2 separate regions of the Mus musculus genome follow, and region 2 is linked to region 1. A link is a loop called in an ENCODE intact Hi-C map of the cell type or tissue named here. Cell type or tissue: left cerebral cortex. All regions are shown on one strand. Each heading gives the region's core, and the rest is flanking DNA. Links, peaks and the distances in the headings are about the cores only.

The links. Hi-C counts contacts between places; a loop is a spot of excess contacts. Peaks named below come from ENCODE experiments on the same cell type or tissue, not always from the same donor. Only the 100,000 strongest peaks of a DNase experiment are listed, where the experiment ranks them.
Region 2: it touches region 1 in a loop (2.9-fold over the local background); 1 of 42 quality-filtered maps calls a loop at or near these places.

Annotation. Positions count from the first base shown.
Region 1 is chr1:172,139,067-172,155,411 of GRCm38, reverse strand. It overlaps Dcaf8 (DDB1 and CUL4 associated factor 8), which reads right to left and starts at 7,397. Exons shown (of 14, transcript NM_001357204.1): 1 at 7,074-7,397; 2 at 6,091-6,163. It also overlaps the pseudogene Gm10171. In left cerebral cortex, for the core only: no CTCF peak of the experiment used is centred there; DNase peaks (open chromatin) are centred at 5,894, 6,683, 7,357 and 7,920; H3K4me3 peaks cover 2,366 bases; H3K27ac peaks cover 1,807 bases.
Region 2 is chr1:172,357,381-172,373,725 of GRCm38, reverse strand. It overlaps Kcnj10 (potassium inwardly-rectifying channel, subfamily J, member 10), which reads right to left. Exons shown (of 2, transcript NM_001039484.1): 2 at 1-4,805. The coding sequence starts at 4,805. The coding sequence ends at 3,666. Among named protein-coding and RNA genes, the nearest start is that of Pigm, 11 kb to the left of the region's middle. In left cerebral cortex, for the core only: a CTCF peak has its summit at 8,892 (motif pointing right); a DNase peak (open chromatin) is centred at 8,885.

The DNA of each region.
Region 1 (16,345 bases), core at 2,928-10,927:
AAGGGAAGTCAAGGACATAAGACTTCTAATGAGGGCTGGCGAGATGGCTCAGTGGTTAAGAACGCCGACTGCTCTTCTGACGATCCCGAGTTCAAATCCCAGCAACCACATGGTGGCTCACAACCATCTGTAATGAAATCTGATGCCCTCTTCTGGAGTATCTGAGGACAGCTACAGTGTACTTACATATAATAAATAAATAAATCTTTAAAAAAAAAAAAAAGACTTCTAATGATTCATGTTTCCTCTTCCACCATTTCAAAGAAACACAAAGACAATGTATTCTATGAAAAGATCTTAAGAGTGAAATTAGGCCAGACGCTGGTGGAAACGACCAGCACTTGAGAGGCAGAGCCAGGCGGATCTCTGGGTTCGAGGCCAATATAAGTCAACAAAGTGAGTTCCAGGACAGCCAGGGCTATACAGAAGAAACCCTGTCTTGAATTCCTCCCCTCCTCCGAAAAAGAGAGTGAAAAGCTATTCTCATGGAATTACCTAGGGAGCCATTTTGAGGGGGGACATGGGGGGGGGGATGCTGAGACAAGGCCTTATTATGTAGCATATACTGACCTCAACTTCCTGTCTGCCTTGGCCTCCAGAGTGCGGATTTAGGAGAACAGGTGTGTGCCACTGTGCCCAGCTAAGTGACTCACTCTTATTCAAGGAGCCAGCCTTTCTCTTCCCCATCAAAGATCATAAAACACTAGGACTCAGTTAACTCAGTCAAGTCTGTACTGGTGGCTCACGCCAGTAACTGCAGCACTTAGAAGGTTCGAAGTTCAAGATTACTCTCAAGTAGTTTGAGACAAGACTGGGCTCCCCTGGCTGGTATGCTTGAGTAAGGCCTATGCTGTTTCTTCCCAGGAAAACATTTGTTGCACAACACACATGAACATAGCAAAAAGTATTTTCTTATTTTCTAGAGACAGGGTTTCTCCATTTAACACTAGCTGTCCTGGCTCACTCTGTAGACCAAGATGGCCTCAAACTCAAGAGATCTGCATGCCCCTGACTCCCAAGTACTGGAAATAAAGAGGAATGCCACCACTGCCCGGCTACAAATCTTTAAAAAAAAATTATACCAATGTAAGTTTTCTCTCTGAGAATACTTTATTGCACATCTTGGAAACTATAGCATAAGATTCTTGTTCTTTTCTTTGGGGGAGAGAGAATTGAGGGACGATGGCCTTTAACTCAAAATTCTCTTGCCTTGGGCTTCTGAGTATCTGGTATCACAGGCATATACCTACCTTCCCCTTACTGGGAACTTTTGTCTTTTCACTTAAAGGAGGCCTTTACAGCTGCTCTTGTAGCCGGAGTTGCTGGCATCACTATCCTTGCACTGAGTGCCATCTACTTATCATGCACACTAATGTGAGTAGCACAGGTGCCCTGACAATGGGGAAAGTGACTAAGAGATGGTTAGTGATGACAGCTTAGACACAGCACCCAAAAAGATGGTCCAGGTCCCAGAAAGGCTGGGGTAAATCCCATCTTTCAGCTCAGAAAAGCACACAATTTAAAGCTTACGGATTGCTTAATTCTGTACTTTACCAATTAATATCTTCATTCCATGGTTGACAAGAAAAAAAATCCAAATTCCAAATAACAGAAGCCTACTGTACGAACGGTTAGAAGACCTGCAAGCTACGGATCTGATTCACTCGGGTACCTGAGTTCTAAATGGGGGAGTTGAGTAACAGATTATCTCTGCTTGCTGATAATCTACTTAAAGAAAAAAAGAAAAAAAGAAAGATTCAATCTCAAAGACTGAAAAGCCAACTCCATAAATAAACAAATTTAAACACCCTTCTAATGCCAATGTTATATAATAAAAGCTTCAGTTTGGATCCCTTTTCAGATAGGGTCTCTCTTCATAGCTCTGACTATCCATACAACTCTCCTGCCTCAGCCTCCAGACTGCTGGGATTAAAGGTGTATGTCACAACACCCAGTACCTGGGACCCTTGTGGCTTTGTCATAATCTAGCTATTTCCTGGACATGGTGAGAATAACTTTTATACAGCAAAACCAGTACAGTAGGAAGTCTTCTGAAAGCATGGTTTAGCTAGTCACTTGATTTTAAAGACCAGGAACGTAGCCAGGTGTAGTCATCCGTGCCTATAATCCTAGCACTCAAGAGACTGAATCAGAATACGCAGGGTGAGGTCTCCAGTCTGAGTTACACAGTGAGCTCAGGATGAGGCTGAGTTAGTGTGAGACCCTGTCTCACGTAAATAAAACCAGGATGGCATACATGCTTATGATGATATGAGGAAGGTAGAGACAGGAAGAGCAGAAGTTCAAGGCCATCCTCAGTTATATATTGAACTTGAGATCAATTTGGGCTACATGGGACTCTTAAAGAGAGAGAAAAAAAAACAATAAAAACTCCTTGTTCTTTGGCAATAATTATAACTCTGAAATAGCCTTAGAGAGACAAGAATTTTACAGTTGTAATACACAGACTAAGAATGGTTCAATGCAGCCGGGCATGGTGGTGCACGCCTTTAATCCCAGCACTCGGAAGGCAGAGGCAGGTGGATTTCTGAGTTCGAGGCCAGCCTGGTCTACAGAGTGAGTTCCAGGACAGCCAAGGCTACACAGAGAAACCCTGTCTCAGAAAAAAAAAAAAAAAAAAAAGGTTCAATGCATATAAAGATGCCACCTGAAATCTTTCCTGAAAGTCTGGGGATTGAATGGTGGGCTGTCCTTATCCAGTACACAAGGCAGTAAGGAATAGTTAAGTTATTCTTCCAACATATTTCCTTTTCTCCTCCACCCTCTTCATGAAACACAAAAAGCAGATCTCATAAAATACAGCGCCTAGTTCACGAGCACTGCCGAGAGTCTTGACATTACAACAGAGAATCTGTCCCCTGGATGACAGGGACAAAAGCTAATCAGCCCTCCCCTCACTGATGTGAATGACACTGCCTTTACACTGTCCTGTCATCAAAACTTCAACTCTTATGAGCCCTCAACTCTTCCAAAACAGATATAAAAGAAAAACAAAACAAAAAGATTTAAAACTCTTTACCTGAACTGTCTTAAGATGGTGTAACCATGAGAAGAAGAGATGAGTGTTTATTCCTAGCCCTGATTCATGTTAAAAAACAAGAGCATTTCCTTCTCACTTTTTGTTTTGTTTTGTTTGTTTTTCGAGACAGGGTTTCTCTGTGTAGCCCTGGCTATCCTGGAACTCTCTGAAATACCAGACCAGGCTGGCCTCGATTCAGAAATCCTCCTGCCTCTGCCCACTAAGTGCTGGGATTAAAGGCGTGCTCCACCACTGCCCAGCCCTTGTCACATTCTTAATAATCTGTTGGTGAGGCTCACCTCTGAGCTCATAATCTTGGGAAAAAAAATGTGTCTCTCTTGGTAGCACAAGTTAAGCATTCAGTGGCTAGCTGCAGCACCAGTGGCCATTACAGCAGAAGGGAAAGGAAAGAGACCATACTCTGTAAGGTATGCTAACAGGCCAAGAGGAAGAAACCAACCAACAAAGAAATAATTGACATTTAGTTTAAGAATACATTTAGAGATGGGCAGTGGTGGTGCACGCCTTTAATCCCAGCACTTGGGAGGCAGAGCAGATGGATTTTTCGAGGCCAGCCTGGTTTACAGAGTGAGTTCCAGGACAGCCAGGCTACACAGAGAAACCCTGTCTCAGGGAAGGAAAACAACAACAACAACAAAAGCATTTAGAAATACACATATGTAAACATTTCCTATTCTGACGCTCAGAAATCAGGTTTAGAAGGCATCCTACAAGACATTCACAAAACAAACAAATAATATGAACAATAAAACTGAATTTGAGGGGACAGCAATTAAAGTGCTTACTGCTCTCGAAGAGGCTCTGAGTTTAGTTTCTGGAAGCCACACAACAGTTCACAACTATTAACTCCAGCCCCAAAGGATCTGGTCCCTTCTTCTGTCCTAGCCTCCACAGGCACTACCCTCACATACATCCATCCCCACACAGACACAGGCACATAAATCTTAAACATGAATCTGAGGGGCAGAGGCTGTGGCCCAGCAGCAGAGAGCTTGCTTAGTTTACCTGAAAACCCCAAGTTTTGTTTCTTTGTTTGAGACAGGTCTCACTATGTAGCTCTGGCTGTCCTGGAACTCACTTTGTAGACAATGCTGGCCTCAAAATCAGAGATCCACCTGCATCTGTTTCCAAGTGCTGGGATCAAAGGCATGGACTAATGGACTACCACCATCAGCCTTGGCCCCAGTTCTTTTGTTGTTGTTGTTGTTTTTGTTTTGTTTTTCAAGACAGGGTTTCTTTGTGTAGCCCTGGCTGTACTGGAATTCACTTTGTAGACCAGGCTGGCCTTGAACTCAGAAATCCGCCTGTCTCTGCCTCCCGAGTGCTGGGAATAAAGGCGTGCGCCACCACAGCCGGCTCTTAGGCCCTAGTTCTTAAAAGAAAACAAACAAAATAGAAAGATGGGTACAAAGCAAACACCTGTTATGTATTACCTATGATTGGTGCCTCACACCAGTACACCAGTACTTAGGAGGCTAGGTGAGACAAGTTTGCAAGACCAGCCTGGTGTGCATTATAAATTTCAGGTCAGCCTGGGATAAAGTGAGTTCCTGTCTCAAAAGTCAAATAAACAAGCTGAAGAAATGGTTCACTGGGGCTGGAGGTGACTCAGCGGTGAAGAGCACTGGCTGCTTGCTCTTCCAGAGGTCCTGAGTTCAATTCCCAGCAACCACATGGTGGCTCACGACCATCTGTAATGGGATCCAGTGCCCTCTTCTGGTGTGTGAAGACAGCTACAGTGTACCCATATAAATGAAATAAATCTTTGAAAAAAGAAAGAAAGAAAGAAAGAAAGAAAGAAAGAAAGAAAGAAAGAAAGAAAGAAAGAAAGAAAGAAATGGTTCACTGTTTTAGAGTACTGGCTGTTCTTGCAGAGGACCCAGATTCAGTTCACAGCACCCACATGGCAGCTCACAGCTACCTATACCTTCAGTTCCAGGGATCTGAGACCCTCTTCTGATCGTCTCCAGCATGAGTCATGCAAGCGTTGCACAGACAGCCATGCAGGTAAAACACCCAGACATAAAACCAAATTAAAATGTAAAAGCTTACTCTTACATCTTACATACATGCATCCGCATTCAAAGTTTTTATGTTACTTCATAATGAACATTTTCTAGTTTTGAGCACCACGGGGAACAAAACTTAGCATAGCCACTCTCAAACTTTTCCCAGTACAAATCCCAAAGGTACTAGGATTGGTCAAACCTACCTTAAAGAGTCAGGGGGCTTCTCTACTAAGTCTTGCCAGTCTCAAGCACAGTCCTACCCTCTGCTACGAGCAATCTACAAGCCTTGTAGGAACCATACTGACAACTGTGTTCCGGCTCCCTCTCCTTGTTGCTGAAAGCACATGATTCTTCTACTGACCAATAATCTGCAAGTTAGCTACAAAAGGAACTGCTTTTAAGAAAGAAAGAAAAGAAAAGAAAAGAAAAGAAAAGAAAAGAAAAGAAAAGAAAAGGAAGGAAGGGAGAGAGAGAGAGAGAAAGGAAGAAAGAAAGAAAAGAAATCCCACTACCTTTTGAAAAGTTGTGCCTCTGAGGCTAACTGGACTTAGATACCAACTAAATGGAGGCTCACTCTTCGATCCTAGCTTTTAGTCAGGAGTGGTTAATTACTCTCCAGATGGCATGGATGATAAGTTCTGGGTTTGGGAGAACAGATCTGACTTGACAAAAGGCTAAACAGAATTCAGGCAACCCAGTTCTCTATGTTTTAACAGTCTAAGACAAGATCCACGGGAAGACAAAACACAATGCAAATAAATAACGGGGGAATAGAAAACGAGGTGCAGACTGCTCACTCGACGCTTAAGCCATTTGAAGACACACAACAACAGTGTCGGGCAGCAGGTCAAAATACAGCCAATTAAATTTGTAAGAAATTTAACCAAAATTGTAACAAAGCTGCTAACAATATCCAAACTTGCGGAAACAGGGGTAACAATTGTTGAGTTTAGCGGTCTGCACTTTCGCATGAGGAAAGGGTCTTGAATTGAGGAATTAAACGCCTTCAATGCCACTCACCTTCCTGCTTTTATCGCCGACCGAAGTCAGGCCCAAGATCCTGAGAAAACTGGTCTGGAGGTTCGCTGAAGAACTGAGAAAAGTGAAAGTTTACATGGCAAAGGCGTCTCTTCTGAAAGTAGCCAAAATATTTATGACCACACTTTAATGTTTTTTTTTTTAAAGTCTCCTCACAACTATTTAAAACCAAAACAACTTACCTAACTCAATTCTGACTACTGAACAAAACCCATGCCCGTAATGGAAACACAAAGGATTAACACAAGATTTAAACGCCAGGCAAAGTTATCTCCCAGCTCCACCAAGGCTAAAGAGTCACTTATGAGGAAAACCTGTATCTTTTCAACTCTTAAACCAAACCACCCGTCTCAAGCAAACTCCGGAGCAGGGGGGGGGAGGGGAGAATCCGCGGGAGAATGTGATCGCTCTAGTGCGGGTTTGTTTACAGACTACACCAACAATCATGAGTCAGAAATTCAAGCCGCCAGATGCTTTCCAACTAATAAGGACCAAGCGGGACCGTTCTAAGGTGTCCTAAAAGATTTCGGGACACGGGGAGGGGAAGTACATTAAGAGAACTAGATCACAAAGCATTCAAGAACAGACTGCCAGTTTCTTGGACCTCGGCCTTCCGTACGAGGTGCTGGGCCTGAGATCTTGGGATGGGGGAAGGGGGCACACTGCGCGGTGGCCCTGAAGTGACTAGGAGACGCCAACAGAGCCGGGTCCCCAAATTATAAAGGGAGAAATGAGAGTTTACGAATGGGTCACCGGACGAACGAGAAGCCCCTGTGAGTCATGGGGTTGGCCCTAGGGGGCAACCCCGTGGACCGACCCGGGCAGAGGACGAGTCCTCCCAGCACCGACTCGGAGGAGGGGAGTAAGACTTAAAGTCCGGGAGTTTTAGGAAAGGGATCGGGCCTGTCCTGCGGGGAAGCGGTCAGGGAGAGGGGGGAACAGGCCGAGCCGGACGAAACACGGACCCGGTAGGTCAAGGGGAGGGCGTCCGGCTGGGGCAGTTACAAGCACGGGAGCTGGCGAGGCCCGGCAGCCCGCTTCCCATCTAGGGTCATCCTTCTGCCAGCGGATGCTCCGACTGTTCCAGGCCCAGCCGCCCCGTCCACTGCCGCCACCAACGCCGCCGCCATCTTACACTGGCCAGCGGCAGCCACCACCACCGTCTCGGGTCTCCGCGCCTGCGCCTGCGCCGTCACGCTTTCCGGCGGGGTTTGCGACGCTGTGCTGGAGGAGACTGAGCGAGAGCGGTCCCGCGAGCTCTGGGCTCCCAACCCTCCCGGTGGCCGCACAAGGGGCGGAGCCTCGGGCCAACCGAAGCCGCGAGGGGCGCGTGCGCGGGGCGGAGGAGTCAAGTTGTTTTCGTACTTTGAGAGTGATGGCTTGTCTCCTGGTATTCAAAACACATGCGATCTAGGGGCTCCTTGGAGTTGTGCCGGAAAATGAACCTCATTCCAAAGGCTCTGGCAGGCAAACTTCTAGGTGTCCTCCAGGCCTGAGGTTCTAATTCTTGCCATATTTTTTTGTTTGTTTGTTTCCTTGTTTAAAGAAAAACCCCTTTCTCCTTTCAGGCTCAAAGCTGCATTTCCTTCAATGGCTTCTTAAGAGGCCTTCTGCCAGCACCCATTTGTCCATTTGTTTAAAAGAGTCACTAAGGTTTGGGGATGTTGGAATGCTTCCTAAGGGTCTAAAAGTTTTAAAAGTTTGATCCCCACACCTGGGGGTGGGAGTGACACGGCTTAGAAACAGGATTTATTTATTCATTTGAAACAGGATCTTTCTACCCGGGCTGTCCTGGAACTGTAGATCTCACAGAGATCACCCACCTGCCTCTGCCTCTCAGGCGCTGGGATTAGGATTAAAGGCGCTCAACGCTGCAGAGTTTAATTTTTTAAATGAGCATACAAACTAACAGGTTACAAACTAGCACTCAGGAGGCTGAGACAGGATATACACAAGTTGGAGGTCAACCTAGAACAACGGATAGTAAGTTCGGGGCTAGAATAAGTCCTTCCCCGATCCCCAACACACACACACACACACACACACACACGCAATAGGTTTCCATGTGGCATTTTCATATGTATGTGTCATGCCTGTTTCTTCATGGCCCCCTTCCCACTCATTTTCCCCTTCTTGGTTACCTTCCTCCAATAACTACCACTAAGTTTTGTGACTAGTGTATACTCCATTCTCTTTTCTTAGCTTTCCTTCAACTCTCTTTATATCTCTTCCTTGCCTCTCAGTCTCCTGTCTACTTTGTTGTTAAATATGAATACGTGTGTGTAATTAATAGACATATGTATACATGAACTTAAATCCAGATTCTGCATATGGGAGAGGACATGCCATATTTGTCTTTCTGAGTCTAACTTATGTTGTTTATAATCTGCAAATACTATTTCATTCTTCATAGTTGATGGATCCTATTGTGTATATATTCTATATTTTCTTTAATTCATTCATCTGTTGATAAATATCTAGGTTTATTCATAATTTAGCTGTTGTGAAAATACAGCTAAAACATGGATACGCCACATAACTCTGCAGGTTGCTGGTTTTAGGTAACCTCTGTACACTACTTTCTGCTGACACCTAAAGGAAACCTAACCAGGATTCTAGGATTCCAGATTACTCCTAGCTAGCAGGCTGGAGCATTCTTATTTGTAGCAGAAAAATCTAGTAGGATCATTATATCCAGGGTAGGCAGTAGAATAAAATAATTGTTTTTCACTGTTTAGGGTAGACATCAGAATGAAGAGTTTTTTTTCCTGGAAGTAATGTTTTTGTTTTGTTTTGTTTGTTTTTCCAGACAGGGTTTCCTTGCCCTGGCTGTCCTGGAACTCACTTTGTAGACCAGACTGGCCTTGAACTCAAAAATCTGCCTGCCTCTGCTTCCCAAGTGCCAAGACTAAAGGCGTGCGCCACCACTTCCCGGCTTTTTTGGAAGTAATTTGACCTTGAAAAAGATCCTTATAGAAAACCGAGGTGCTTTCTCTCATCTATGGGGTTGTTCTTCTGAAGGAGCTTTACAGTCTTTCAGTGACTTCTGGGTCACAAGATGGTCCTGGCACACCTGCAATACCTTGCATTATCGAGGATTGCAAACAGTACACAGTAAGGACTAGAGTTGTAGGGTGGTTTTCTTCAGGAAACATAGAGCTTTTTAGGGTCTTTAGTATAAAGGAATTTATTCCCCCCTGCCCCGGAAAAAAAAAAGAACAACTTGTGTAACAATCAGTAAACATACTTTTGGGCAGATGTTCAGTACTCAGTCCACAGAGGCTGACTCTTCCTGATGCCTGCAAGGCCAAGTTTCATCCTGCGCTGTTTCCTTTGGTGTGACTCAGAACACCAAGGTTGTTGAAGATGTTTTAGGTGGGTCTCCTGCATCCCAGGCTGTATCCCGCCTCTACCTCCAGAGCCGGGATTACAGGGAAGCATCGCCATTGCTGGTTTATGCAGTGCTGGAGGTGGAGCCACGGGGCTTTTGGGCATGTTGAACAAGTACCCTAACAACCAAACTACGTCTTCGGCCTCTCTTTCTTTTAACCAGAAGGTTAAGGTACTAAGTACAGACTCCTCAACTCTACCCCATACCAATACCATTCCCCTCCTCCCAGGTGTTTTGAGACAGGAACGAGAGTAGCTCAGAATAGCTTCAAATTCACTTCTGAAACTGCTGCCTCCATCTCCCGAGGGTCGGGCATGTGCCACTATGTCTGATTTTATTCGTTGTTGGGAATCAAACTGAGGCCTTCGTGGATACTAGGCAAGCACTCTATAAACTGAGCTCCATTGCCAGATACATTCTATCCCAAGCTGTCTCTTGTTGACTACTTGCTGAAGTAGACATGTGGTAATTAATACTGTTAACTCGACAAGATCTATAATTAGTTAGCAGGCAAGCCTCTAGGCATGCCTGTGAGGGATTACCTAGATTAGGCTAATTGAGGTGGGAAGACCCACCTAATTGTGGGTGACATCATTCCATAAGCTGAGGGGCTTGGCTGAATATACAGAAAGTAAATCGAGTACCAGCATTTATTACTGTTTCTGAACACAATGTGTCCAGCAAGCCTCCAGCTGCCGCGCTCTCCCCATCATGATGAATGATGTCCCCTCAAACTCTAAGCTGAAATCAGTGCTTCACTCACATAATTTGTCCAGCCATTTGGAGAGTAACTACTCCAGCTAGTTTGTCTATCTCCATTAGTGCCCTCATACGAGCAAACGTCAGGCAGCTGAGTGACTTTTAAGATGTAAGTCAGGTCATAGTCCCCTACCCAAAACATCCATTACTTTCTCATCACATAACGAAAGTCAAAATTATCTAGACTGGGCCGAGCATACGTCCCCGGCCTGAGGAGGTGGTGGCGAGCCCACCGCCGTTTGCTGCGACCTCATGGAAGGTGGCGGAGGAAGTAGCAACAAATCCACCAGCGGGTTAGCTGGCTTCTTCGGAGCCGGAGGAGCGGGTTACTCGAACGCTGATTTGGCCGGCGTCCCGCTGACTGGTATGAACCCCCTGTCTCCTTATTTAAATGTGGATCCACGCTATCTCGTTCAGGATACTGATGAATTTATTTTGCCAACTGGAGCTAATAAAACCCGAGGCAGATTTGAACTAGCTTTCTTTACCATTGGAGGATGTTGCATGACAGGGGCCGCATTCGGGGCAATGAACGGTCTTCGTTTAGGATTGAAGGAAACCCAGAGCATGGCCTGGTCCAAACCAAGAAATGTACAGATTTTGAATATGGTGACTAGGCAAGGAGCACTTTGGGCTAATACTCTAGGCTCCCTGGCTTTGCTCTATAGTGCTTTTGGTGTTATCATTGAGAAAACACGGGGTGCAGAAGATGACCTCAACACAGTAGCAGCTGGAACCATGACCGGGATGTTGTATAAATGTACAGGTGGTCTTCGAGGAATAGCACGCGGTGGCCTGGCAGGACTGACACTCACCAGTCTCTATGCACTGTATAACAACTGGGAGCACATGAAAGGTTCCCTGCTCCAACAGTCACTCTGAAGATTTTTGGCACCTCAGGAATGGGGGACACTTCATAGTCATCCAGATCAATTAATAAGCCAGTCTGGAGTTGCTTTCTGTCTTGTACCTACAGTTACTTTGAACAATTGGAGACTCTGATTTGCTGTGACAAAGATCATGGATGGTTAGCCTGGACTGCACTGCTTGCCCTCAGTGAGTGGAAGCCAACCCCTTGGTGGCTCACTGAGTATGTGTTCTCTTCTCCTTTGGAGATGATCTTGCACCCCAAACTGGAAAACCACTTACTCTCCAAATTCAGGCCATACTTTTTATTACCATGTTAATTCATTTAAAAAATCTAAAACTTAAATGTTGCCCTGTTTTCCAAATAAAGGGTGAAAACAGAAAAAAAAAAATTATCTAGACTGATGGCTCAGCAGTTAAGAGCACTAACTGCTCTTCAAGAGGCTTCTGTTTCAAGTCCCAACACCCAACATACTAGCTAACACACTCCAGTTCCAGGAGATCTGATGCCCTCTTCTGGCTTTGTAGGTATTGCACACAAATGGCACACAGACATATATGGAGGGAGGCAAAACACCACGCATTAAATCTTTTTTTTTTTAAAACCAAAATTAGCTCCCAAGGTTCTACATTATCTGGTTCCTATCTTATTTCTGATTTTATCTCTTCCCATGCTGCCTGGAGCTGCTCTAGCCTCATTACCTTTCTTGCTATCAGGAGTACCATATTATGTTCCAGCTCAGTGTTTTACCTTGCAATGTTCAGCTATGTTTATTACACTGCATCTCTCCTAAGTCAGGTCTCTATACAAATGGCACTTTGGTATAACACATAGTTATCTACGGATACCAACTCTGCTTTTATTTCTTTATTTCTTTATTTATGAGGCGGGGTCTCACTGTGTAGTTCCACCTGGCCTTGGAGTCTCAGAGACCCATCTGCCTGCCTCTGCCTCCAGCACACTGTGAGTAACAGCATGTGCCACCACACCTGGTTCTGCTTTCATTTTCACAAGAAGAGGTCTCACAGGCTGAGTGTGGTGGCCCACACCTGTAATTCCAGCCCTTGAGAGTTGGAGGCAAGAGGATCGGTAGTTCAAGTGAGCTATACAGGACCCTGTCTCAAAAAACAAACAGGAAGAGAGGCAGGGAGGGGACAGGCCTCCAAGTGTTGGGCTCAAGTGACCCTCCAGCTTTAGCCACAATATTGGCGTACAGATGCACATGACTGCACTCAGTCTGTATCATTTTTCAAAAGATGTTTTACTGTATAGCACTTAATCTATAATTATATATTTAATTTAATTTCATATGTATGGGCAGTTTGCCAGAGTGGCCATCAGATCCCCCAAAACTGGAGTTACAATCATGAACTGCCATGTGTGTGCTGGGTCCTCTGGAAGAGTAGACAATGCACTTAACCACTAAGCCATCTATCTATCTAGGCTTCCATTATATATTTTAAATCTAACTATATTATTAGAGTGTAAATTATTGAAGGCAGGAACTATCCCTTTTTCATCTTTGTAATGTAATCTTCACCTAGAAGGCTAATGAGCAAAGTAGTTAAAGTCCTGTCTTCCAACTTCATTCTTTCAGTCAATCAGCAACTATTTATTGTACCGTACAGGAGAGGCCTTGATCTTGGAACTACAGCATCGAGTGAATAAAACAAACTGAGATTCTTTTGTTTACAGAGCTTTTTAGTGCATGGTTGGGAGCACAGGGAGAGAGATACTCAGAAATTATCATAGGGGCTGGAGAGATGGCTCAGCAGTTAAGAGCACTGACTCTTCCAAAGGTCCTAAGTTCAACTCCCAGCAACCACATTGTGGCTTACAACCATCTATAATGGGATCTTATGCCCTTCTCTGGTGTGTCTGAAGACAGCTACATGTATGAGTACATGTGTGTACTCGTATACATAATTCTTTTAAAAAAAAGAAAATAGTCAGTGGTGGTACTTGGGAGGCAGAGGCAGGCGGATTTCTGAGTTTGAGGCCAGCCTGGTCTACAGAGTGAGTTCCAGGACAGCCAGGGCTACACAGAGAAACCCTGCCCTGGGGGGTGGGTGGGGGAGCAAAGAAAAAAAAAGAAAATAATATAAAGCCATGAAAACTGTTGTGAAGGGAATAATGTTAAAATAGATTCCCAGAGTTTCCTATTACAGGGTGAATGTGGTCTTTTCCCACAGGGGTTTGGAGAGCCCCCTTTGCTGAGGTGTCCTCTGAATAAGGACTTCAGGTGAGAATGTGAGTCGCACTCAGCTGGGAAAAGGTGTTCCAGCCAGAGGGATCAGCAAAGACCCCAAGGGTCCAGTGTGCTTCAGAGGAAGCCAGGTGGTTCAGATCGATTACAAATTTATGGACCAAGAACAGAATTGATTTTCTTCTAGGTGTGTGCTAGGGAGTCATAAAAGATCTTGAATAAAAATGGCACGATTTGATTTATAACTGAAGAAGTTCACTATAGCTGATTTCTTTAACTGCCCTCAGGGAGGTAAAACAGAAGCAGACAGACTGGTTAGGAAGGTATTGAATAAAAGACCTGCAGAACTTGTATTGCAGGGCAAGGTACAGAGGTGGCTGCACTGAGGGCTTTCAGGTCGCATGGAGGTGAGCTTGCTAACAGACTGAACACAGAGTGCAATACATGGAGAAAGCAAGGATGTGTTGGGTTGTCTTAATTAAATACGCAGTCAGTCCTTCTACTGAGGTACAGTGGGAAAAAAGGCACAGGGTTTGTGAAGGAAACAGGTCTGTTTGTCAAATCCCAAAGCGCAGAGTTGTTGTTGTTGGTTTTTTGAGACAGGGTTTCTCTGTATAGCCCTGGCTGTCCTGGAACTCACTTTGTAGACCAGGCTGGCCTCTGCCTCCCGAGTGCTGGGACTAAAGGCTTGCGCCACCATAACCGGCAAAGCACAGAGTTTTATGCTACAGAAATAAACAATCATTTCTTATTGGCGAAGACATGTTGGTTGTAATGGTTCCTACTTTGGTTAATGTGTTTGAGCCTTCAGCGATTTAAAATTCACAGCCCAAAACCACAATTTCTTTTGCATCAACCTAATAAAATAGACCACACTTGTATCAACTGAACCTAATAACTTGGCTGGTGTGACAATAGCAAGCTGGTTACAGTTAGTCACCTAATTTGTCTTTTTTTTTGTTTTTGGAAGGAAAGCCTTATTTTGCTTAGGACTTCAGAGGATTTGGCCCACTGGTTGCATGGCTCCTTGCGCTTGGACAGAGCAGTACAGCAGGAGGTGGGTGGGGTGGAGGATGTTCTTGGCTAACAAGAAGCAGAAAATGGGATAATACAGGGAGAAAGAAGCCAAGTAGATATATACATGTAAGGATAGGTAGTGACCTACTACTTCCTCCAGCTAAGCCCCATTCCCTCCAACCTTTTGTCATCTCCTAATACCTTCATATTATGAATATATTAAGTGAAAACTCCATTGATTACATCAGATCCTCAGGATCTGTTTCTGGGAAGCCATGGTATTTCACTAACCCCTAAGGTGTTATTTTTTTTATGTATCTTAATCATGTTTTCCCTTTTCAACTCCTCCCAGATCCTCCCCACTTGCCTACCCACCCACCTTTATATCCCCCATCACTAAAACAAACAAAAAGAGCAAGAAACAAAAAACTCACAAACCCCACAAAAATTAAAATCAAAACAATCTAAAGAAGCCAAAACAAAGTCCACAAAAATACCATTGAGATAATTTTGTACTGGCCAACTGTCCCTGGGCTTGGGTCTGTGTAGTGACGATTTGGAATCTTGATTTCTTTAAAAATAAAGGTATTTTAAGAATGTGTTTTAATTTTAATTCAATTTTAATGTGTGGAGATGTGGGGCTGCTTTGGACTGACTGCAGCAGCTGAGTATGATTTGCCTCATGCTCTAGCAGAGGCATGGTTCTGCCAGCTGCAGATAGTTTCTGGGACTGTGTGACATTTGGAATTTTGGCTACTATTCAGAGGGTGCATAAATGCTAAAGCCCCAGAGGCATGGTCAGATGATGGCCATTCATGAGATTGTTTGCAGTTTGTTAGTAATCGTGCTCAAAGAAGAAACAAAAAGAAATTAGATTTAGGGATTCTTTCTCCTCTCTCCCCCTCCCCCCATGCCGCTGAGCTTCAGTAGAAAATCAGTACCTAACTGTAAGATATCTATTCTCCCTCCCTCTATCCTCCCTTTTCTATCTAGTGATAGGGAGTTGAACGGGCGGGAGGGGGCGGCGGGGGGGGGGGGAGAAAACCCACAAAGTAGAACGACTAGCTACAGGTCTGCCCTGTGTGTGCCAAGAGTGGTTGATACACCCAGAGTCACCTAATATCTTACAGTTAGGTACTGAATTTCTACTGAAGCTCAGCGGCATGTCGGGATGCTATTCAAATAGTACCTTTCTTTCCTGAAGACACAGGCTCACTCCAAAATCATGGCTGTTCAGATTCTATAAGGACACCTCTTATACCATATTTTTCAGGCCACATGTCTCATGTCCACCCCAAAGAACTTGCTACAAAACTCTTGACTTCCTTTAAGTTCCTTTAATCGTCTCCAAGGCTTGCCACCACTGCCTTTCACTGTAAAGGAAGGAGGCATGTTCCTGTTCCAGCATGCTTCAGATCATCACCTCCTAAAGTTTCACCAGTGTGGCAGGGTCTGAGAAGTTTTGCAGGCTGCATCTCCAGTCTCCCCAAAGAATGGAAAGGTAGCTGTTCTGCTAGGCCAGCATTTGACTAACATAGCCTTAAGACCTAATTAGCATAACCTTACTAAAGCCAACAATTATGACTTTCTTCAGAATGCTTCTTTGGATTATAGTCTAGCCTAGAGAATGTACATGTTCAAGGTTAAGACTGTGAACATGCACTCTCTGAGAGCATACACACTAAAGAGGTTTGTAAACTTCAGTTACTAAATCCTAAATATTTTACACTTTGCCAGCCATACTGTCTATCACTACTTTACCTGGCCAAGGTAGCCAAAAAGCATTCAAAAGGCCAGTGTGTAAATGATTAGGATGTCAGTAAGCCTTACAAGGTCCATGAGGACTCAGTGGGCAGACAATGACTAATAAAGTGGAAGGAGAGAACTGACTCCGAAGTTGTCCTCTTGATTTCAACCTGTTCATGACACTCCCACCCCCACCCCAACACACACACACTTTTTTTTTTAAATTAGGCAACTGACCACATTTGAGTTA
Region 2 (16,345 bases), core at 4,926-12,925, 220 kb before region 1:
GCTGGTGTGGGTTTCAGAGAGTGGGAGGAACAGTAGGGAGCAGCCAGAATGAAGTGAAGCCCAGGTTAGGGATTTCAGAAGCTTTGCATAGAACTGCATCAGCCTCTGGGGAAGAGGAAAGCAGAATTCTGCATTTCCATCAAGAAGCCTTGTAGCCATCGCATTCACCTGCCTCCACGCCGGGGCTGAGACGATGACAGATGAAGTACCCTCTTTAGGATTTCTCTATATAGGCTTGGGCCTCTGCCTTGAGAGTATCTTGAGCTCAACAGCTCATCAGTCCTAGGGCTTGCATTCTAGTGTTTGCATTTGACACACCCCCCCGTACTAAAATTTCAGCTTCTCAATTTTTAATGATGGGGCCTAGACCTACAGCTCCCATCTTGGTGGAAGAAGAGAGGAAAATGGAAGGATGCTTTTGTTTGCTCGCTTGCTCGATCGCTTACTTGCTCCCTTGCTTGCTTGTTTTAGAACTTGTTCAGCGGCAGGTTGTTGGCCAGGGATTGTGTGAGTGGTAGATTTTCCTACTTCTCCATGAGTGGAGCATCCCTGTGTCCCATTTCCTCCTAGTTTTCCTCTTGTCCTGCCAGCACAATTCATCAAACCTCGACGGATGCTCCTTTATTTATGAAAAGGGCAGGGTCTAGCCCTCCCTTTTCCATCAAGCAAACTTAAAACCATCAGCTACTGTCACTGTTGTTCAGACCATAACACAGAAGATCCAGCTATCCTGCTCCCCCAAACCAAGGCAAAATATTTGTCCCTTTGTTAAAGTCTGAATACTTCCTTCTGTACAGTCCGTATATTTGGGTATATGTACATCTATGTACATTTCTCTGTATATATTATCTCTGTTTTTCTCCTTAGATAAACATATATCATATCTCAATCTCCCAAGTTTCCCCCCACCTCCTGTGTGTCAGTCATAAGTAAGTAAGACTCTGAGTTTCATCTCCCTAGGCCCCTTAGCCTCGTCGTTCACTTTTTCCCCACTCTGGAGATCCTTCCCCATTGGTCGTTTTGCTCACCTGAAATCTCCCATCCCACTTAGAATTGGCGCACCTGTTATTCTCCTGACATTCCAAGTCTCTAGCTGGTACAGACAGGGAACCCATTTTTCATCAGCCGTGGCTGTTAGTAAAGCTTGCCCTGCATCCTGAGAAAGGATTTCAGGTCAGAGAGTCGGGCTGGGATCTAAAGAACCACTTAGGGTTGTGAGTGGGAGTTGTTCTGCAGAACATAAGGCTTGTTGGAGAAAGGTGCCGTTCTGAATTCTGAATTAACAGGACAGATGTTAATGATTTTTAAATGATTTTAAAGTGCAACTTAGAGCAAAGCCTGGGATTGTAGAGGAAGTTCAAAAGGGGTTAAGGCAGGAAATGCTCTCTCACATTGTTATCCAAGATTCTGAGGAGAGTTGGGCCTTGGCAAGGCTCTGGGACGAGGGTCATTCCCTCAGAAGGGAAGCAGCAATGTGAAGAAGAAACAGGACAGAGGATAAATTGCCACAGGATAAGAAGACACACACACACACACACACACACACACACACACACACACACACACAGCAGTACACATGGTCCTTGCACACTGGACACATCAGGTAAGCGCAGCGTTGAATGTATTTGAAAGCACATAAGCTGGCTCTTGCCTTCTGCTCTTTGTTTCAGACATTCAGGTTCTTCTGGTTCTGGTTGTTGATGAGAGTTGGAGGCTAACGGTGAGCTTTACAGTAAGGAGAGACCAAAGGCTCTTCGTTTTCAGGCTACAGTTAATTGAGTTCAAGGGAAGACCAACGTAAAAAGACTGTGCACAGTTGAGATCCACTCAGTCTTGGGATCTTCTGAGTTTCTCTGCAAGGCTTTGCCCAGAGATCCGGGCATGCATTCTGTATAGATGTGTCGCTTGTCATCTGTCAAGTCCACCTTACAGCTTACGTCATTCCTGCCAAACTACCTTGCGAGGTTTCCTGGGTACCCAAGTGGAGCCAAAGCTCACTAGGACAGGACCTGGTGCTTCAAATGCCCTTCCATGACCCCTGCCACAACCCTCACCAGAGAACTAGGAATGGCTTGGGTGTGATCTTAAGCTGTCTTTGTAATTTGCCTGGAACTGGCCCGTAGGCAGAAAAGAGGAGAGATGGCGCTGGTTTTCATCATTTTATGCCAGGTGTCAGAATGGCAGAGATCAGAATGTAAGTTCCTCTCCTCTCAGCATTGCCTCATAAAATAGCTGGCACTTCTCAGAAGGGCACCAGGAGATGGAACAAAATAGTGGCTGTCAGCCAGAGTTCTGCCTCAGCCCAAACCATAACAAAACATCACAAATTCCCCGAGGCTCTGTACAGCAATCTGGAAATCTGAGAAGTGGGTTCAGCTTTCCTGGGGAATCTGTGCCCTGTGACTAGTTTTAATAGATCGATGTTAAGAAAGGCAAATGACCATGTTTCCCTCTCTTACTTCAAAAGGTTGAGTTAAGGGAAGGTCTGGGGTGGGAGAAAAGGAAGCAATGGAACTGGTACAGTGTAATCTGGATGGTTTTAGATATTTTCGTGAGGTATGTGCAATGGACTTATTCAAGAGAACATTGGGGGCTTGGCATAGTGGTTCATGCCTTTAATCCCAGTATATGGGAGACGGAGGCAGCTAGGTATCTGTGAGTTCAAGGCCAGCCTAGTCTACATAGTAAATTCAAGGACAGCCCATGAAAGAGAGAGAGAGAGAGAGAGAGAGAGAGAGAGAGAGAGGGAGGGAGGGAGGGAGGGAGGGAGGGAGGGAGGGAGGGAGGGAGAGAGAGAGAGAGAGAGAGAGAGAGAGAGAGAGAGAGAGAGAGAGCATTGGTTAAGGTCTTCCTATTCCCAGGAAACACTAAAACATATCTTTTCAGGACAGAGCTGCCCAAAGGACAGGGCCAGAGTATTAGACAGTATTTCCAAAATTGAATTTCTCAGAATCCAGGATGGGTGCAGGAAAGGTGGCTGCTTGTGTTTCTCGAGTCAACCCCAGTTCTACAGAAACAGAAGCTGAGAGAGAACCGGCTTTGCTGAGAAGATCCACTTGAGAACTGGAGAGGGAAAATTAGGTGGTGACCAAGAGTCCAGGCTCTGTCAGGAGTTACCAGCTGAAATTAAAACACCATGACAAACTCTGGCTTCTTTCTTCAGGATTTGATAGCCCAGGGAAAACTGATTTCAGATCCCAGTACTTCTGAGGGCAGAGCCCATAGAGTGACTCTCTGAGAGAGTTCTGCCTCAGGGAACTTAGCTAGATGGAAGAGAAAAGGAGGAAGCTCCAGTCTCAAGCCATCAAATTTTCTAGTGGTGGGCGTTTGGGGGGGAGTCTATCCATCCAGTCACATGGTCCTCTGAATGTGAATCTCCAAGCATGGCTGCGGCCTTCCAAGCCATGTCAGCCTCATCTTCCCTCTCTTTCCCCCAAGCTGGCTTAAGAGTCATATACATTGGTGTAGTGGTAGAGGAAGGTACAAGGGGACAGTGAGAGGAAAAGGAAGGGCTCCAGCAGGCCCCGACTGCTCACAGGCCACCGGGCTAAGGGGAAGTTGAGGGTGGGTGCTTCAGGGTCTCTCCAGCGAACCCAGATTGTATCCTTTTCCCAGAGCACTGGAAGAGGAAAAGGCCAGAGGGCTGGGGAGGAGAGAACAGGATATCAGACGTTGCTGATGCGCACACTAAGGGCACTGCCTTCCTTTTCAGCTTGCTCTCTTAATGACTCCTCCAACTTGAGCTTCTCGGGGTCTCCATAGCGTACGGTGCTATCGCGGAGACCACTGGGAGATGCCACTTTCACAACCTGGTCGAAAAGGCTGAAGTCAGCTATGTATTTGCCACTGGCTGACAGTGAGATCGCAGGCGTGAACTCGTAACCCCAGAGGATCTCCTCCGGTAGGTAGGAAGTGCGAACTTGGCAGGTGGCACTGGTGGACTCCACTGTCCCACTCAGGATCAGCACCAGCTCAAAGTCCCCCTCCCCACTGCGGAGCGGGAGATCTTTTAAGGGGCTGGTCTCATCTACCACGTGGTAGAAAGTCAGGGGTAGGATGAGAAAGGGGCTGTCTGAGGCTGTGTCTACTTGGAAAGTCACGTTGACCTGGTTGAGCCGAATATTCTCACCCTCCTTTGTCTGGTGCGTTTGAAGCAGTTTGCCTGTCACCTGGCATCCAATGAGGAGACTCTTCCGCATATTGGCAACCCGGATCATAAGGCAAGGCTTCCCGTTATGGGAAGCCACAACGGCATGCTGGCTGAAGCGGATCGTCTCGGCCCTCTTCTTAGGCCGGGCAATCTTTGCAAGGAAGGTACCTGTGATGAAGATTTCCAGAATGGTGGTGAGCACCAGCTGCGCAATAAGAAGCACGATGGCCAGTGGGCATTCCTCACTGATGTAGCGGAAGCCATAGCCGATGGTGGTCTGGGATTCCAGGGAGAAGAGGAAGGCTCCGGTGAGCGTGTGCACCTGCACCACACAAGGCGTGTGGTTGGCAGGAGGTCCCAGCTCCAACAGGTCCCCATGGGCCACAGCTACCAGATACCACACCACACCAAAGAGGAACCACGTGCCTGCAAAGGTTGCAGAGAAGAGCAGAAGCTTGTAGCGCCATTGCATGTCAATGAAGGTCGTCCATAGATCCTTGAGGTAGAGGAAACGTTTGTCAGCAATGTGCTCCATTCTCACATTGCTCCGGCCGTCTTTCGTGAGGACCCTCCTCCGGCGTATTCCTGGGGCCACTAGGGGGCGGCTCTCTGTCTGAGTCGTCTGACTGTAATAGACCTTAGCGACCGACGTCATCTGCAGGAAGTAAAATGGCATATAGAAAGTTATTGCCAAAATCCAGCTAATTCCTAGCCGCCACCCAGTGAGAAGAGAAACTAACTAACGTCCTTTTAAAAATGTGTTACATTCATGTTGGAGGTGGTGGGGTGCTTCAGTGTCACTGCTGAGGGCAAACTGCAGGATTTTTGTTTTGTCCTGCCATGTGGGCCCTGGGAATTGAACACAGGTGGTCAAGCCTGGTGGCAAATGCCTTTCCTTGCTGCGTGAGTGTCATCTAGCCAGCCTCTAACCTTCCTTTTGATGGCATTGATCTTAGCAAATATTTGCAGAGCCCTTGTTAAATGCCCGGGACAGCGTGAGGTCCTATAAGTCAAACATGAAAACAACATCATTCCTGCTAAGACACCCCCCCACCCACCCCCACCCCCACCCCGGCAGACCCATGTGAATTAGACACATAATTGCAATACATGCAATGCAGTGAAATGAGCTCTGTGATTTGGGGAAGAGGTGTAGCAGAGAAGAAAGAGTAAAGAAGTTCACAGGTTGCTGAAAGGAGGAATGGGAGGGACGAGAGCTCTACTGATCTCCATTGAACACGTGTGTGTCCATGTACACGCACACCCACTCCCACACCTCCACCCACCCACCCACACAACCACTCCTGTGGAGATACCTAACTTATAATAAAAACCCCTCCCTTCGAATGAACATTAAAGCAAAAAAAATATATCCCACTGAAATCTTTCTAGGATAGTACTGCTTAAGATGTGTATGTGTCTTCAATTTCACTACTGTCTCTCTTAACCCCAAGTCAATGGCCACTGGGGAGAAAATGGCAGAAGGAATGCATCCTTCCACCCTGCGGGCATCCAGGCTCCTTCCTTCACTGCCACCATTACTGTCATCATTTGTTTGCACTACCAAGGAGACGTGGCATCTGGGTCAGGGTCTAGGCTGATGTTGGAGAGAGCACAGACGGGGTCTGAGCAAAAGCAGGAAGCAGGAAGGAAGCACTAGGCTGCTGCTTCCCGCCAGCCCCAAGGCATCTCTCTATGGGTTGGAGGTGACACCGGGTTGTAGGCAGCAAAACTGCCTTGAGTGAATGAAGCGAGGGTGGACTCCATAGTCGTTAGTAGCTATGTCTTCACAGGCTCAAATTCAAGATGCCTATTTGTCCTGATAGTAGAAAGTGGGACAAGGGATTGAAAGAGGAGACCATTCACATAATACAAGGTGCCTGGCATTCCTGCCCCAAAAGTAACTTTGTACTTTTCCAGTAGAGAAAAACTTAGTCATTTAGACTCTGAGTCTGACATCTGGAACTCCTGAGAAGAATGCAGATGCTTTCTGGGACTTGGGGATCTTTGGGTATCGGAACAGCCCATCGCACCCCCACCTCATATGTCTGAACCGTTGCATCTCATCATCATTCCATTCTCCCACTACCTTGTCTCTGGAAGAGTCTAAGTCATATGAGCCTGTCCATAAACTCCTGCCCACGCAGGGAACCGAACCAAAGATCACCAATGAATGAGGGCCCTGGGAACCTCCAGAGCCAGCCTGCCCATTTTACCAGCCCGGAGACCATTTGAAGTGTTTGTCCACGGAAGACTGCTACTCAGCCAGACCCCCCAGTGCTCTTCACTGCCCTATGGCCTTGGTTCCTCTGAAGCAAGAAGGAAGCACTACAGCTCTGAATAATTTCAGTTTTGGAATTTAAATAAAGCCCTGCTCAATACTCAAAAGTGCTAATAATAACAACTTCCCACCACAACTTGTGTGTGTGTGTCTGTGTGTGTGTGTGTCTGTGTGTGTGTGCATGTGTACACCATGGTAGAGTCTGCACAAAAGAATGTTTGCTCCTCAAACTTTTTTAGATTTACTTATTTTATTTATATGAGTACACTGCAGCTGTCTTCAGACACACTAGAAGAGAGCATCGGATCCCATTACAGATGGTTGTGAGCCACCATGTGGTTGTTTGGAATTGAACTCAAGACCTCTGGAAGAGCAGTCAGGGGTCTTAACTGCTGAGCCATCTCTCCAGCCCTGATCCTCAAACTCTTAAGGATGTGGAACCTGTACATAAGACTTTTGACTGCACAGTTAGAGATGAGAGGATATAATTTCAATTTTCAAAAATAAAAATAAAATATACTTCAAAAGATATAGACAAACAGGTGATAGCGATCCTAAGAAAAATTCTCAGATAAAATATGGAGATTATGTGTAACTAGACAGAACAAGAAGAAAAGTTCTCGGTAAAACCCTCTGTGGGTTTACTAAGATTGAGTCATATCAAAGTAACTTAATTTCCTCTTATGATGAGGTTATTAAATTGGCAAGCCAACAAAATACAGATAATGTGTAACTAAAGCTTCAGCAAGTTTTGGGACAAAAATCTATCATTATCTCTTTGGGGATAAGATAGAGAAGAATGGCTAGAGGGTAATACAATTAGGTGGTTTTTAAAATTCAGTGGTGCTAGTGAGTAGACCCCAGTAGGCCAGAATTCACTTTCTATTGATGTAGCAGAGAGATTTATTCTTTATTTTGCCCTACTCAATGCTCTTAACACTGATTCCATTCAAAACTAGAGAACACTGTGGCTATCAATCATGTGGATGACACAAACCCAGGACAGGTTGCAAGGGCTGGGCAGAACTGGGATCCAAAAAGAACCAGATGAGCGAGGCAAATCTAACAAAAGGGATAAAAGCTGGGGGTATGTGCTTGAGTCCAAAAATTATCTGAGAAAGTTTAAGACTACGGAGATCTAAGTTAGTCACATTACCATGGGGGGAAAGGAGAGACTTAAACATTTTAGAAAAAAAAAATCCAGTATGAGTTATTCACGTATTTTGGCTGCCGAAAAAGCAACACAATCTTAAGCCACTTTGGTTGAATGAAGTCCCTGAACTAAAGAGGTAACTGATTCCACTCTGCTCCGTTCATCTCAAGCAGCAATCGAGATACATCATCATCATCATAAATCAGGACCAGATCACGTGGGTAGTGGATAAAGGGAACGGATGGATTTTGTCAAGAGGTGGTCTGAAAGAAAGAACACATGTGTACAGAATACTGGGCTTGAAAATTTGTCGCATGGATGAAGGTTCTGAGCTCCAAGAACAAACAGGAGCAGGGTGCTCAAACTCCAGGGAGAGAGATTCCAGGGTTATAGTGGAAAAAGAACACTACTGTACAGGATGGTACAGATGGGAAGAGTCCCTAGAAAGAACATACTGTCCCCGGATGCTCAAGGAGAAGTTATGCAGTATTGTCAGAGGGTTCATCTCCATCTACGAAACAAGCTCTCAATGGATATAGAAAGATGAAGCGTTCAGCCACACCTATGGGCAGCATCAGGGTGCCTGCTTCCTTCTCCCCAGCTCTATCCCTGAGCTTTCTGTGGTAACGTTCAGGGATCTCTCTCACCTAAATTCTTGCTTTGTAGTAAAAGGGGGTTCTACCTATCAGGAAGAATGGAGGCTCTCAAAAACCTAGCTTATCCTTCCTAAGTCCATGATTAGTTACTACTTTATAAAATATGTAATCTGACTCCCCCCACCCCCACACACACACACTATGAAGTAGACAGGAAAGAAGACAACGTTAGAAACTAAGGCTCAGAGAAAATCACTCAAAGCAAATTTAGTGGTCAAATGGGAAGCCAAACCCAGGTCTTTTGGCTTCTGATCCACAACTGGTTCCTTGAACAGAGGAGCTTCAACCAGACAGAGAAGACAGAGCCTGGGGCTTTGAGAGAGCAGATTGAGGCTACGGACTAGATTTTGGCTACTAGTTAAGTTTTTTGTTGCCTCTGGCTGCTGTATTTACCGCCTCTGACTGTTGTGTCTACCATTGCCAGCCCTTGTATTTGCCACCTCCAGCTGTTATCCAAAGTTCCCAGCTGTTATGCCACCTCCTACAGCCAGGCCACTTTGTTCTCAGGGGTGGCCAGACTCAGAAACAGATAAACAATCAGCACACTCCACCCCCAAGCTGGCCTGGCCTCTGGGGAAAGAAAGCCAGCCAAAGTTCTGAAAGTGGTTTGTTGCTGCCCTACCAAAAGCCACACATCCTTTTTCCTCTAGAGGGCGCAATTTCTCCAAAACAGTGCCAGCGGCGCACTGGGGTCGGCGTTCTACTGAACAGCTTGAACAGTGAGATTGGACTAGGCTATCTACCACCTTTGCCCTCTAAGAAGTGAGCTAATTCGTTTCCAAAAGGATAGTGATGTTCATTTCTCCAGCAAGCTCCGTGCCTATCTTCTGTTTCACACTGTCAGCTTCCCCTAAAGCCGGGTTTCCTTACCTACAAGCACTTTTATTTTGTGCCAGTGACTTGTGCTTCGGAATGAATGGATTTATCAGAACCTTTCTCGAGTGCTTGATTGCTCATGAGACAAGACACCGTTCTTGTGACTAAAATTGGCCAAGGTCCCTCATTGTTTTGAAGATAAACTGCAAGCCTTTGGTATAGCATTCAAGATCCTCCATGATTTAGTCTCTGCCTGCTACTGCTGCCGCCACTGCCTGCTACTGCCTCCTCCTCCTTCTCCCCCCTCCTCCTCCTCTTCCTGCTCTTCCTCTTCTGTTTTGTTTTTCAAGATAGGGTTTCTCTGTGTAGCCCTGGCTATCCCGGAACTCACTCTGTAGACCAGGTTGGACTTAAAGAGAATTTGTCCACCTCTACCTCCCAAGTGCTGGGACTAAGAGCATGTGCCATAAACCCTGGCTTCTACTTACTCCTCGTCCTTACCCTTGACAGTCTTCCACACATCCTTAGACACCGGCTCTGCAGAAAAGCGTACTGTCTGATTCTTTCTACCTTTGGAGCTTCTTTTGTTTTGCTCACATCTCTGGCTGTCTGACGACCTCCTGCCTACCTGACAAAGCCTGGACCAAGTGCTAGAGATGCCTTTGCATGCCTTCATGGCCCTCAAAGAAGTAGCTTTTCTCTAGACTCCTACTCCTTCTGACATGCACTTTCTAAGCATGCCCTGGCCCAGTTTCTACTTTCTAACACCATAGTGCTTTGCAGTGTTTATTTGCCGTTGTTTGCCATCTGTGAACTCTTAATTGAAGGCCAGGGAATATGCTTACATCTGTTTCACCAGAAGCAAGTATGGTTTTGAAGACCGAGGAGGAGATGACTGAAGGCGTCATCTGTCTGGACAGGTCTGAGTGAGGCTGCCGCTTTGATGTAGCCCTTCAGGAGGAGCCATGGCAGGGAAGAAGGGGATCCAGGTTCACTCAGGCATGACTGATGTTGCAGATGCTTGCAGATTTTTTCAGAAAGTAGAGGAACGACAGCTTAAAGACGTCAATGCTAGCCCTTGTATGGGTCTGCTGGGTTTTTGTTTGTTTGCTTTTGGGTTGTTTTGTTTGTTTGTTTTCTTTTTCTTTTCTTTCTTTTTTTTTCAGGAGCATGGTAAGAGAGTGGGTCTTTTAGTTCGCTGTAGATGGGAGCTGGGAGGGGAGTTAAATTAGCAGAGGGCTTGCATAGCATGCAGGAGGCCCTGGGCTTGATTCCCCAACACTGCATTAACCAGGAATGGTAGCACAGTTGTAATCTCAGTCTCAGGAAGATAGAGACAGGAGAATCAGAGGTTCAAGGTTATCATGGGCTATGAAGTAAATTTAAGGCCAGCCTGGGCTACGGGGAAATCATGTCTCAAAATTTTTAATTGAGTTGATTAATTAGCCCTGACGTGTACTATGTTCTATTATCTTTCTAGGTGGCTAGAAAGGATGGTTCAACTCCACACCAGGGACAGCAGGTGGAAAGGCAGGGGATGAATGGTACCATTTCCTGAAACCTACCACGTGGGGAAAAAGTCCTTTCAACCCAAAGACAGAGCTTACTCTGTAGCAAAAGCAACCCAAGTGGAAGGAGCTTCCCACGTGAGCACTAAACTCACTCATTTCCAACCGCAGACAGTCTCTCACTGTTCCCTAAATCATTAAAGGTGCCTTGGCCCTCCCAGCTCCTCACACTCAAGTTCTAGACCCACTTCAGACTCTCCTTCCTCCTCAGCCCGGTGCTGTGGATGTGTTCCTATGCTTCCTTCTTTCTACTTCATTCCCGTCCTCCAGGGCCTTAAGGAGCCACTGAAGCGCCTACGATTTGTCTCATATCTCCATTTTTCCCCCTGTAACTCATCCTACATTGTTAGCATGTTACTCATTTTATGTATATGAGTGCACTGTAGCTCTACAGATGGTTGTGAGCCATCATGTGGTTGATGGGATTTGAACTCAGGACCTTCGGAAGAGCAGTCAGTGTTCTTAACCGCTGAGCCATCTCTCCAGCCCTACCATGTTACTCTTCATTACACTTCTGATGATGAACCAATGAACGCTGATCTGATATTTTCCAAAGAGCGCACCTTTCCTGCTCATGGCATTCCTAGGAGAGGGTCAAATCAGGGTCCCGAGGCTGGGGAGGTGACAGAGTTGAAAGACTAAAGTGCCTGCCTCGCATGGCTGAGGCTCTGGGTCTGACCCCAAGCACCGAAAGAAAAAAAAATCATCGTTCTTATTTTATAATCAAGGAAACTGAGGCTCAGCAAGATATGACTCGGTCAATCATGGAACTGGATTCACGATCAGGGTCTTCTGACTCCAGATGCACCACGTTCTCATCACACTGTATGTGTCCCAGTTCCTTCTCCAGTTCAAAGAAAGTATTTCACTGGTGACCAAAGAGAGACCAGACTTAGTCTCCACCTGACGAGTTATGTGATCACTGCCAACCCTCCTTCCAAGCCTTGTTTCCTACTCCCCTTTTCTTGGGGCATACTCAAGCAAACGGACGCCATGTAGTTGAAGCCTTTCTGTGCTCATACAGGCTTTCTTGCTTTCTTGCCTTCGCCTATCCTTTTTCTGTCTTCCACGCTACCTGAGTTCATGACCCCCATTCCATAAAACCTCCACTGAAAACCACAGCCTATTCCCGACTTGCCAGGTATATGTATCTATTGAGTAAAAACAAGTTTACTGAAGGAAGCACCTAGATCTACCATATCTTGTTTCTAGTATCTTGTGATGGAGATACCAAATATTCTCCCAAGAAAAGGCATGTATTGAAGGCTCTGGTCCCCAACACAGCAGTGTTCAGAGGTAGAGACTTGACATGTGAGTGATTGGATTCATCAGTGGATTGATTAACTGGGAGTTAAGAGGTGGGGCCTAGTTAGAAGCAGATCATTGGGGCATGACCATATCATGTCCCCCAAACCTCCCTCTGTACTTCCCCCGTTTCCCTGAAGTGAGCAATTTTCTTCCTCCATAGGCTTCCACCATGATGCTTCTGCCACACCACTGGCCTAAGAGCAACAAAGGACTGAAAAGAGCAACCACCAGGACTGAAACAGCTCTAACTACAATTCGAACGTTTCATCCTGTAAAGTTTTTGTTTGTTTGTTTGTTTGTTTTTGTCAGAGCAACATAAAGTCAACGGATATGGCTAACAATTATGTGATGCATAGAGAGGGCCCAGGAAGCATTTTGAAAAGGAATTAATGAACAGAAGATGGCACAGCCCTTTCTAGGTGTAGAGGCCCATCTAAGAGGACAAGAAGATGCTGCCAGCACAGTAGGGCAGAGGGACCATGGAACCTTTTGTTCTATGTACAAGGAATGGAACTCTGGCCCAGGGCCTGGCGGACCTTCTCCTCCTCCCTTCTTGTTAGTGTCTTCTCTTGATTTTCCCTGTGAATTTTTTCCCCCTCATACACATGGAAACCCCAGATAGTTCATTAGAATTACTAATAAGTATAAGTAAAAAACCCAAAGTTTTTTTTAATCTGTAATGTTGCTGCTCACTGCGTGTGCAGTGTGCGTTTGGTCTTCATGCACTTGTCTAATAAATTTCTTTTCAGTATCTCCTGAGTACCAGATTCTAAACAAAGCACTGGAGTTATGGAGATGACAAAGATATAAATTCCTTTCCTTGAAGACCTCAGAGCCTAACGTGGGAATCAATGATAAAACAGGCAGGACCAGGGATGCACAGCTCAGTATGTGTGAGGGAGGGGAAGGATGCCCGTAGCCCAAGGGATGAGCACTGGGGGATAACTAATACCAAGCACCTAGTGTGCAGTAGGTGAGGGACCGAGCACTAACACTTTAACTATGTTTTTGTTATTAATAATAATAAATATAACATTAATAAAAACTAATAATGACTAATGATTTCGTTAATATGATTTACAAACCACCATATATAACCGTAATGGTTTTCATCTGGACCAGGAAATGTAAAGAGCAGCCAGGATTGGAACTTTTCCCGCTATGCCCAAATGTCTCTTTGGGAGAAGAGAAGAGAGAGATGACTCGGGGTCTAAAGGATGGGCAAAATTCGATTGGGTTTTGTATGAAAAACCAAAAGATAGTGCACCCAATGAGGGGAGAATAGTGAACAGGAGCATACAGCACTGGCAATGTCAGAGATAGAATAAACGAAACTCTCTCCTCCTAAGTTGCTTCTTGCCAGCTATTTGGTCACAGCAATAAGCTCTGTAACGAATACAAGCCCACCAACACAACCCGTGGGCAGGTCAACTTTAGATAATGTGCATTTTAAATCAATGTCCTAGGCATGTGTTCATGCGGCGTGTTCTGGAGATGAAGTGAAATCGTCGGACACAGGATGAGTAAGGTCCAGCCTGGGAACTGACCCAGCTCTGCCTGCTGGGAAAATGCACTGCCCTGGGACGCAGACAACTGAATGCTGGTCTTCACTCTTCCAGACTCTGGGAACTTGGATAAGCTCTTCGCTCTCTAAGCCGCCATAGCTTTCATTGTGGAAGAAGGAGGTTGTAGCAAACCCTCAATGCCTCCGCTCTAGCACACACCTGTCTGCACCCAGAGACACCGGTAGCCTCAGGATTCACCCCAGCATATTCTCTGTGGATCTAGACTATAGAGATCTTAGAAAAATAATATTTAATATTGTATAAGCAAAGGACAGTAGGATAACATGAAACCATTACATTACTTAGGACCGACACAGTCCAAAGCATGGCACCTGTGGCTCTTCACGGACACCTTCCTGTCCTCTGTCACTCAGAACAGACTGCTGAGTCAGTTTGGCTCTGTTGCATTAGAAGAAAGGAAAGACACTTTCTCTTGTAAAACTCCCCATCTGGTGAGATGGTGGCCCATGCCTGTGGTGCCAGCATTCCAGAAGCTGAGGCAGGAGGATGGTGAATTTGAGGCTATACAGCCTGGGCTATACAGAAGGAATCTATCTCAGAAACAAACAAACCAAAAGACCTTGCCATCCGGCTAATGAGGTCTGGTTCCATTCCTCCCACTGGGCAAAGGAAACAGCGACTCAGGCCCCTCTTACCACCGTATCATCTCTTCTTTGAATGCCAAATCCCACTTAAATAGTGATCTTAGAGACCTCCTGGGGGGAAAGTGGCTAGGTCTAAAAAGAAGTATTTCTGGGCTTCCAAATGTTCTTAGTGAAAGAGAGGAAGAGAAGAGAAAGGAGAGGGTAGAAAAGGAAAGGGTAACGAGAAAAGCTCCCGGGGTTATGTAAGTCCTCGAGGTTAGAAGAATGGACTTGGATGTGGGCTCTTTCAAAGCTTATTGTCGCTATTCATCAATCTCTCCTATCCTTTCCCCAGTGAAAACAGACAAATAGAAATGGAGCCAGATGCACACAAATCTGGAGGTGAGGGAAAAGGGGGCAGTGTCTGTGTCCGGGGGCCTGCCTTCCCAGCTGAGTCACCGCTGCCTCTGTCCCCCACCCTGGAGCCTCCTTCCCCCTGGCCCTCCTATCCTCTAGCCTCAGCCTGACACCAATGTCCTGGCCCAGGGAAGAATAGGCTTTTCTTCCCTTGTGTCAACGTTTGGAAAGTTCTCATAGTTTGATCAGAAGGAAGGCTTAAAGCCTTCAAAGTACTTCCTGGGAGTCTGTGACCTCTCGCTGGCCCTCCTGACCCACTCCACCCCCACCCGCCCTGTGCTTTCCAGTCAAGAGTGGGAGGGACAAAGACATGAGGCCATGTCAGATGTTCTCCTGAGTTTAGACACCACCACTGTCTGTCAGTGTGGGCTGATCAGGACCCCTGGCCCTTCCTTCAGCTTGTTCCCCAGACAATGCCTTCTGACCCCCTTCAGGAAGGGAACCACATTCCCTGCAGGGGACTCCAGAGGGTGGCATCTCAGAGAACCCGCTGTCCCTGGCTGAAAAGGGAGGATGACCCCGTCCGTGGCACACGACCTCCTTGTGTACCTCTCAATCTCCCACATCACCTTCAGCACACTTCCTCCCTGATTTGTGTGGTCCAGACATGGTATCTGCTCTTAGCTGTTGTCTGCGTCTACAGAACTGCACATCCTGAGCTCTTCAGTAAACTAGTCCTTTGTGAGGACTTGGCACCGTGTAGAGTTCAACTGAGGACAGAGCTGTACCACTGCCTCCTCATTAGTCTCAGCTCCAATGGTCCGGAGAGTCTCCAAACCTGGCCCCGTGTGAATCTTCACCTCGGGACATTTGCTTGGAGTCGTTAACCCATCTTCCTTTGCCTCAATGGAAAAGTCAGAAAAGTCAACTAACAGAATGATTTAGCAGGAAACACTGAATAGGAAAAACTCCATTCCCCCTAAGACACCCCCCGAGAGAGGGAGAAGGATCTTATGTAGTTCAGGCTGTCCTTGAACTCATAATGCGGCTAAAGATGACTCTTGCCTCTATCACCCAAATGCCAGGGTTGCAGTTGAGCAGAATCCACTAATGTGGTGTTTGGGGGATTTGTGCATGCCGGGCAAGCACTCTATCCACTAAGCAAGAGCCCGTCTTATATTTTCTATCAGTAAGATATGAGACACTGGAACCGTTCCCAGGGACACTGGGGGAAAGCTAAAGTCTAGGTTGAGTTAGGAAGAAACTGGATGCTAAGCAACATATCTGTTCTAGATCTCTCCTTTGTGGGTCGCCTCTGCCTTAGATCTCAAATCAGTCACAGTCTAACCTTGAACTCCATAGATTCTAGTCCAACTTCTGTTTAATGCTATTGATTGAAGTAATAAAACTTATTTATGTATCAGATAAACCCCCCATCTCAGAGATGGGAGAGAACTTCAAAACTACAAACTTCAAGTTTGGCCTTGACCTACCATTCTCCTAGGCTGCAGGTTTAAGTCCTGGCCACCAGGGGGCAGGGCTCCCTAGTCTGGCAGGGTGCCCTCAGCGTCTCCTACCCTCTACCCACACACTAACCCACTCCTTTTGCAGCTAGGTTGGACTACATGTAACTGCAAATTAAAAATTAAACAGATCACAGAGCATCTATAGGAAATGGTTCAATAACACTAGCAATTCAAGTAATAGTAGCAACCACCTCAGGAGAGCAGAAAATTTGCCTTCGGGGAAGCACCTACACAACTTTAGACCGCTTCTGTTTGATCCATGCAGCCACTCTGGGCCAACCGGGAAGTTCTCTCCAAGGTCGGAGATGTGTTCCGTTTGTTAACTCTAAGGGCGTTTTCTCAGTTCTCAAGCCCAGCATTGGAGACTGATGACAGGTGGTC